2 separate regions of the Mus musculus genome follow, and region 2 is linked to region 1. A link is a loop called in an ENCODE intact Hi-C map of the cell type or tissue named here. Cell type or tissue: left cerebral cortex. All regions are shown on one strand. Each heading gives the region's core, and the rest is flanking DNA. Links, peaks and the distances in the headings are about the cores only.

Region 1 (4,000 bases), core at 1-4,000:
TATACTTCAAGAATTCTTTCATTTCTCCACCAGGTAATGAGCTAACTTTGTCTTCCTCCTCCTCAACCTCCTCTCCTGCTTTCTAAATTTTGGAGTGAATTTGGGACCTTAAGGATACCAGTAAACATTCTAGTGCTGAGCACATCCACAGTCCCCATTTTTTCTTTTCATTTTGATACAGGGAATCATTGAGTTTCCCCAGATGGACTGAACTGATGGTATAACACAAATGGGTCTTGAACTTGTCAATCTCCTTTCTAATTTCCCAAGTAGCCGAAATCAGAAGCCCATGGCATCATCCTTGCTCCCTATTTTCTATTGTTGGTACAGAATGTTTTGATTATATTTAAAGTCTAATGATCATTTGCAGGCAAGTCAAAACAGTAAAAGGACTCAGGCTCTCCACACTGAAACTCGATGTTACCCTTTCAGTTTAAATCTCTCTACATTCCCCTTCCTTTACACAAAGCTCCGCCTGTGGTGTGTGCAGTTAGACTCATCAGTGACAGCCAGGAATGGTCCACTGTGCACATGGTGAGTGGGCAAGCACAGTGGTGGCACCAAAGGCAGATGGTAATTTTCTGTCCATTGGGCTACTGTGGAGACCAGCTTTCTCTCTATATAAGCAGCACATTTCAGGCTGAGGCATCCTAGCTTTGAGTAAGTGTGGAGCTGAGACCTGCCCCAATGGGAGCACCCAGTGACTAAAGCTCTAATCAAGTGACTGGTTTGCTATGTCAGTGAAGTGCAAGCCATCCTTCAGGAGTGCTGGGAAGTTCGGTGGGCTGGACTTGCTTTAGTGTTTGAAATTAGATTTGCAGGCACAAAGAGCTCTGAAAGCAAATCCAGGCTTCTTCTCCTCAGGGTTTGATGGGCAGAAGCTGTGCAAATCGTCCACACAGGTCCTCCCCATCTGAGGAAATTTTCAGATGGAAAAAGTAATTTTATTGATTTCTGCGCTCTTCCTAAAAGTTTATTTTGTCAATTTATTTATGAATTTATACAGCATGTATTGTCTGCGGCGTTATTGGATATAATCTAAAGTATTGATGCTACAAGTATTGATGCTATAATAAAACATGCAGCAGGTGTGTTCAATTAAGTTTAATCTTGTCTCATTAAATATAACTTTGAAAACATTGAATGGCTGGCTAATTTTTTTCATGGTATTCACATGTGTGCGCGCGCGTGCACGCGCACACGCACACACACACACACACACACACACACACACACACACACACACAGGGTAATGTGAGGATTCGGGGAGTTGTGGAGGAAAGGGCAATGAGGAGCTGAGGAAAGGCCGATGCAGGAGTAGTACTTCCCACAGAGCTGAGTGGAGTGGTGGAGCCTGACTGAATTCAAAGGCTTTGGTTCCTATCCAGGTGAGATACATTTTAGGTGAGAAGCTCTTTGACTTTGGTTTTCTTATTGCTAGAATAATTATAAAAATAAAATCCTCCTTAGACTGACTTGATGGTTAGCAATGATGAAGATGGAGGGGTTTAGCTTAGCTTTGTATGCAGTGTCAGAGGAAGGATTACATCCTTTCTTCAATTGCTGGAGAGTTCTGAGGGTGGCAGACCTTTGCTCGTGGTGCTCACATTCTCCCTGTTCACCCCGTTATCTGAATCAATCTGATGTCCTGTCATCTAAGCTTATCAGAGTCTCTGCCCATAACCTTACATCTAATGCATCCTGATGGTGGCCAATACCATTCTTGACCTTCACAGAATATAGTTGAGGACTAAATGCCCCCTAGTGGCCACATGAAACAGGATTCCAGTCAGATGCCTCACAACTGGATTGAAACCATACTAGAATTTGCCATTTTTCTTTTTAAATTTATTTTTACATTGATTATTATTATTTATTTTTTGCATCGGAATGTGTTTGTGTGAGAGTGCGTACACACTCATGCATGCCATGGTGCATATGTTGAGATAAACAGAAAACCTTGGAAGTCAGTACTCTTTTTCTACCATGTGAGTTCCCAGATGGAACATGATACTGTTTCTTACTGAGGCCCATCTATGGGATGAATTTAGAATCTTCAATACCTAAATGTAGAGTTCTCTCAGCTCTGTGGTTGATGTCTTATAACTAATTGACTTTGAAACAGGATAACTGGCTGGTGTGGTGATGTCAGCTGCCTGAGTGATAGCCTCAGAGTAGTGCAGCTCAGCTCTGAAGAGATAAATCATAGGAGTCCATGATAAGTGTCATGTCAGCCAGAACTGACACAGGACTGACAGTGTGTGTGTGCATGTGTGTGTGTGGGTGACACTGAGTCTAGATCCCCTTGATGATCTTGACATCTGTATGGGTGTGCTGCCTAGTTGGATGTAAATCTGACACAAGCTGGAATAAATTGGGAAAAGGGAGCCTCAGTTGAGAAAATTCCTCCCCTGGATTGGGTCATGGGACAGTTTCTTGATTGATGCTTGATGTGTACCCTGCCATTTCTAGACTGGTAGTCCTAGGTCCTGGTGGTCCTAGGATGGCTGAGCAAAGCAAGAAAAAAAAAAAGCCAGCCAACAGCACTCCTCCATGGCTTAGACATCAGTTCTTGTCTCCATGTTCCCAACCTTCTTGAGTTCCTGCTCTGCTTTATTCACTAACTGATGGTTACCTGGAAGAGTGAAGTAAATAAACCCTTTCCTCCCCAAGTTGCTTTTTGGCCCTGATCTTCTATCACAGCAATAAGAGCCCAAAGACAATGGCCCACAGTAAATGTTAACTAACATATTAGATGGATTAAAGGATGACAAATACAGAGAGGTTCATTTGCAATGGGAGATTGAAACCATTTAGTCTTTCTACTTGACTCTGGGCATGTCAGGCTTTGCTGGAGTGCAAGTCATGATTTAGCTAGATGTAGTCGGAACTATCTTTCCCATAGAAGTCCTAGAATATGGAAAACAAAAGCTTGAAGTGTATTTATCAGTTGTAAAGTGAGTGGCTTCTTTGGCTCATCACATTACTACCATAGTGCATATGTAGTAGCATGCGTTTTGATCACAGACCAGGCTCTGGGCATCCCCGGGGAAGCCTTCCATGTTGACAATACTCCCATCAGAACCTGGCTGCTATAGTGTCCCTGTGTTCAGTCTTTTCCAATAAGCAAATGTGGAAGACACAAGAGGGTCTCTTGGCTTGCAAACCCTGTAGCCTGGATTCTGATGCAGCTTTGCACACAGGAAAGTTCATGCTATTCCTGCCCACTTGGTGGGTTTCTTTCACACCTCGGGCAGAGACAGTAACATTGCCTCACACTGTAATTTATGCCTTCATGTTGAAAACAATCATCTTCATTCTGATCCAAACAGTGTTCCAAGCTTGGCTTGGAAGCTGGGCTAGAGTAAGCCTAAGGTCAATTCTGATTACACATTTTGGACACTGGAGCAATGTGTGGCTGCCGCATGACAGTAATCACTAATCACAAATCACAAGTGACAGAAAGATTCAACTACCTCATCCGCTCTGCGTGAGGTTAGAGAGCTGTGCATCCTTACATTTCCTTGCTATGTTTTGTGGATGCTGTTACTTATGTGATGCTGAAAACTGATATTTCAAACGCAGGAAGGAGTAAATATCTGATACTTTTCAAGTCAGGAAATGAAATTGCAGAAAAAGACTCAATGATAAATGCATATAGCCTTGGTTCTCAGCAAGCAGCAAAGACTTTCCTTCTACTGAGAACTGTGTGGCTTTTCACCCAACTACTGAGTCCCAATTAAAGCTCTTGGTTTTTTGTTTGTTTGTTTGTTTGTTTGTTTGTTTTTGGGTTAGCTGGGAATACCAAAAGCAAAAATATGAATTCTTAATTTTATTGAGAATATAAGATATCCATATGCCTAAACGGACATTACAGTGAGACAGTCAGAGACAGATTGCAAAGGTGTGATTCCTGAAGATGCTTAATTAGACATGGGCAGTTTGCCTTTCTACTAAGCCCTGGAGATGTCTGGACAGTTACTGAAGAGTTAGCAATTTC
Region 2 (4,624 bases), core at 236-4,235, 290 kb before region 1:
GCCACCTCTGTTTCTGGATGTCGAAGCTTAGGGAAGCCTCTGGCTCTAAGAGTCATCTAGATTACCATCCATTTCCAATCCTGGTTATAGGAGCTTGATATGGCCTGGGTCAACACATAACAGATCTCCAGGCTGTTCATCACCTCCAATTCTCAGCTTTCCGGATCGAAGAATAAATGTTTTATCTTTCACATTTTCCAATCACAGACAATCCTGTGTACTTAACATTCCTGGTTTCTCTGGAGACCTGTGCTCCCAATATACAATGTTGTTAAATGATTTTCAAGTAAATGGCAATGGCACCTGGTGTTCTGCTTCGGAAGGCGTGCTGTTTTAAATACAATATAATGCCATTTTACCAATTTCTAAGGCATTTGGGTTTTTTTTGTGGTATGTAAATTTAATACTGGGGAGAGTTTAATTTAGTAAAATTAAGCTCATTTAGTTGTTATACTAATTACTCCAATAACTTTAATCCTTATCAAGTTATTTTTAATAAGAAATGAAAATAAGAAACAAGCATTTTGAAGAGATGTCGTACCATGCATGGGAACATTTTCTGGGTCCTCAGGTAATGCTTTAATGATGATGTTCTGTGTGGTCTGGCTCCTGATGGTCTTCACTCTTCTACTCCTGGTATCTGCTTATCAACAGCCTCTTTTTGGTCCAGGTTGGATTAGGTTCTACCCCTTCCCATTGCTGATAATATGGATTTTCCTAGTAGGTTTCATCATCTCAACAAAATCTCAAATTTTGAAATACTACAGTGTTCCAGAAGGTAATAAAGATACAGACTTAGACTTCTTTCTTCCTTCCTTCCTTTCTTCCTTCCTTCCTTCCTTCCTTCCTTCCTTCCTTCCTTCCCTCCTTCCTTCCTTCCTTCCTTCCTTCCTTCCTTCCAACTTGGTATGTAAACCAGGATGACCTTGAACTAACAGAGATCTGTCTGCCTCTCCCTTCAAGTGCTGGGTTTAAAGGCCTGGTGTTGCGGGGGAGGGGAGGCTACAGCATGGGCCATTTGCTGGTCAGGATTCTCTTGAGTAACAGAATAGGTTTGGCCTCCATAGATTCATGTGTTTCGGTGCTGGGTGATAGGGAGCGTCACTATTTGAAGGTGCAGCTTTCTCTGTTGGAATAGATGTGGCCTTGTTGGATAAAGTGTTTCATTTGGCAGACTTTGAGCATAGGAATATGCTCAAGCTCCACCCAGTGTGGAATCCTAACCTTATCCTTGCTGCCTTTTGGCCAAGACATAGAACTTTTGGCTTCACCACCATGTCTGCCTGCACACTGCCATGCTTCCTACCATGATGATAATGGACTGAACCTCTGAAACTGTAAGCCATCTCCAATCAAATCTTTTCCCTTATAAGAATCACCATGGTGTCTTTTAACAGAAAAAGAAAGAAAGAAAAGAAAGAAACGAAATACCAAACTAAGATATATACAAAGAGGTTTTATAGGAATGACTTACAGGCTGTGGTCTGGCTAATCCAACAATGGCTAGCTATATAAATGGAAATTCCAAGAATCCAGTTAATTGCTCAGCTTATGAGGCTGGATCTCTCAACTGGTCTTCAATTTACTCTGGAATATCAAAGAAGTTGGCTCTAATGCTAGGGAGGGAATGGACTTGCTATCATGGTGAGAACAAGAAGGCAAAGAATAAAAGCTCCCTTCTTTCATGTCATTATATAATACATAGACTTCCAGCACAAGGTGTGACCCAGATTCCATCTGGATTAAGAATGTGTTTTTCTACCTCAAAGACTAGAGATAGATCTTCCCACTTAAAGCTCCCTGAGAAGTAGAAATAGAATAGAAATTGGTGGGAGAGAGGTGGGAAGGGGAACAGGAGAGATCAAGTCTGGGGAGGACACAGAGAGAGAATATGGAGAGAGAAAACAGGAATTGGGGAGGGGAGAAGGGTAGACATCTCTGGGATGAGCTAGAAACAATAGAAATTCCCAGGAATCTATGAGGCTGATTCTGGCTAAGACAGGATATGGAACTTGAAATGGCCATCTGCTGTAACCAGAAAAGATTTCCAGTGGAGGTTCAGGGTCACCAACCACAAAACCTTAGATCCACAATTTGTCCTGACTACAAGATTTACAGGCATGAATAAAGATGGAGCAGAAATGGAGACAATGCCCAACCAATGACTGGCTCACCACCGCTGACACTATTAATGACATTCTGCTGTAGTTGCAGACAGGCATCTATCATAACTGTCATCTGAGAGGGTTTACCCAGCAGTGGATGGAAACAGATGCAGAGACCCACAGCCAAACATTACTCAGAGCTAAGGGAAGGAAGGACAGGAGGAAGGAATAGCAGATGCCAAGGACACCACTAGAAAACCTATAGGATCAACTAATCCAGACCCATAAGGCCCCACAGAGACTGAGCTGCCAAACAGAGAGCATGTATGAGACAGACCTAGGCCCTTGGCACATATGTTAACAATTTTGAAGCTCAGTCTTCACATAGGATTCCTAACAGCAAGAACAAGGGCTGTCTCTGGCTGTTTCCTTCCTTTGTATCCCTTTCCCCTAACTGGGCTGCTTTGACTGACTACAATAGGAGAAGATGTGCCTAGTCCTACCCCAACTTGATGAACCAATGTGGGTTCATATCCATGGGAGGCTTCCCATTTTCTGAGGAGAATGGAAGGACAGGAAGATGGAAGGAAGGGAGATGAGAGGGAGGGAGTGGGAGCAAGGGAGGAAGGGGGAGGTTTGTTTTGAATGTAAAATTAATTAATTAGAAAGTAGATCACCCCAATTCAAATTAAGCAGGAATTCTCTACGGGTGTGCCCCCCCCCCAATTTTGGGTTGTAGTTAATTCCAGATGTAGTGAAGTTGACAACTAAGAACAACCGCCACAGACCACCATGCCTGGTGTGCTAACATTTCAGAACCTGCTTTCCATGCTTCATTTCGGGGTTCCCACCGTTTTTGAGGTCCCTGCCCAGTCAAAATAGGTAAGGTATATCTCAAGTACATCGTTTTATTAACAACCATTGATGGGTTTGGGCCTTTTGATCAGCCAATGAATTACTTGGTGAACAAGCATGAGAACTGTAGTTGGGTCCACAGCATCCAGGAAACAAAACTGGGAACCGTGGGAAGGTCGAGACAAGAGGATGCCTGGCACTTGCTAGCCAGTCTAGACAAGGAAACGGTTCTCAGTTAAACACCATGGCTCCAAAAATAAGACGAAGCACAATTTACGAAGATGCCTGACCTTGACTCCTGACCCCTGACCTCTACACATATCTGCAAACATGTATATACAAGCATGAACACGTACAAGCGTAGACAAAGTGATTGTTAGTTCTTGCACTATTTCTACTCATCATGGAACTCAGTTGTGCTTGTCTATTTAAAAACTTCAATATACAGTTGCATCTTTTGCACATGACAAAGCCTGAGGAAGGAGGAACAGTTTAAATTTCACTCATTTATAAGTCCTGGCTAGTGTGCCAGTTAGAAATTCAAAGAAAAAAGATACTTCAAAAGTTACTTTGACCATTTAATATATATGAAAAAATCAACTTCCTTCTCTTTGTGTGTGTGTTTTACACGTTTCTTGATCAGTGTCTACTTTGAGATGCAGCTTAAGTGTCACTTTCTCTGTGAAGCCTTCCCTGACTGACTGTCATGTGGCCACGTGAACTGTCCCTTCCCCCTTGTCTCATCATCCATGAGCTCTGTACATTTACTAACATGACTTTCCCTATACTGCATTGCATCCTCACAGAAGAAATGTGTGTCCTTCCTCATTGTGAGTTCGCATGCCTTCTGGCAATGATACTAGCAAGTAATGAAGCTTAATGATATTTTAAAAAAACTATACTTTCTATTTACAATATGGTAAATTCTAGGGCGCATAAAACATATTTTTTCAAACCAAAAAAAAAAAAAAAGAGTTTTATGTAGTCTATGGAAAGTAAAGAGAAATAGAAAATCTCTAGATGAGTTAATGTCCCAGGAGAAAAATGTTTTTGATGAGCTGCTAGCCAGAAATAACCCAGTAGTATAAACTGACTTGGCACCCTGGAAAGCAAGCTAGCCAAAGCAAGTGTGTCAGCCCTAGGTCCACAAACCTGGTTGAGCTGCATGCCTCGGGTACTGCAGTGGCTAGTCTATGGTGCACTGTGCTTCTGACCCAAGAGCAGAAAACCTGTTAATGTGGCTAGACGCAGGTAAAGGGCATTTCTCACAGGATGAGAAGACATTAGTTGTGTTAGTTATAACTTGAGACTGTTGGGCAAAAAGACAGTAACCATGCAACAATTCACCCTGGAATCCTCCATCTATCCTATCTATGTCTTAATTTGAGCATAGTTTCTTGTTCTTCAAATGATTTGCCTTCTAGATGATAATTAGAAAAAGAAGAGGAAGATAAATCCACAATCACACAAAGGACATTTAATACAACTCTTTAGAAGGTGGTATGGTATGGTATGGTATGATATGATATGATATGATATGATATGATATGATATGATTGGTATGGTATGATATGATAGAAAGTATATGTGAGTACTAAGCAATCTCAGCTTAGTGGTCATACATAGAACAAGGGCACCCAACAAATAAAGAATGTGCATTCCAT

Evidence for each region. A loop is a pair of places that touch in the nucleus more often than their neighbours do. Peaks named below come from ENCODE experiments on the same cell type or tissue, not always from the same donor. Only the 100,000 strongest peaks of a DNase experiment are listed, where the experiment ranks them.
Region 2: it touches region 1 in a loop (1.8-fold over the local background); 2 of 42 quality-filtered maps call a loop at or near these places.

What each region holds. Positions count from the first base shown.
Region 1 is chr9:24,117,375-24,121,374 of GRCm38, reverse strand. The region is part of intron 2 of Npsr1 (neuropeptide S receptor 1); the gene reads right to left. Among named protein-coding and RNA genes, the nearest start is that of Npsr1, 21 kb to the right of the region's middle. In left cerebral cortex, for the core only: a CTCF peak has its summit at 1,774 (motif pointing left); a DNase peak (open chromatin) is centred at 1,756.
Region 2 is chr9:24,403,069-24,407,692 of GRCm38, reverse strand. No RefSeq gene overlaps it. Among named protein-coding and RNA genes, the nearest start is that of Dpy19l1, 98 kb to the left of the region's middle. In left cerebral cortex, for the core only: no CTCF peak of the experiment used is centred there; a DNase peak (open chromatin) is centred at 1,745.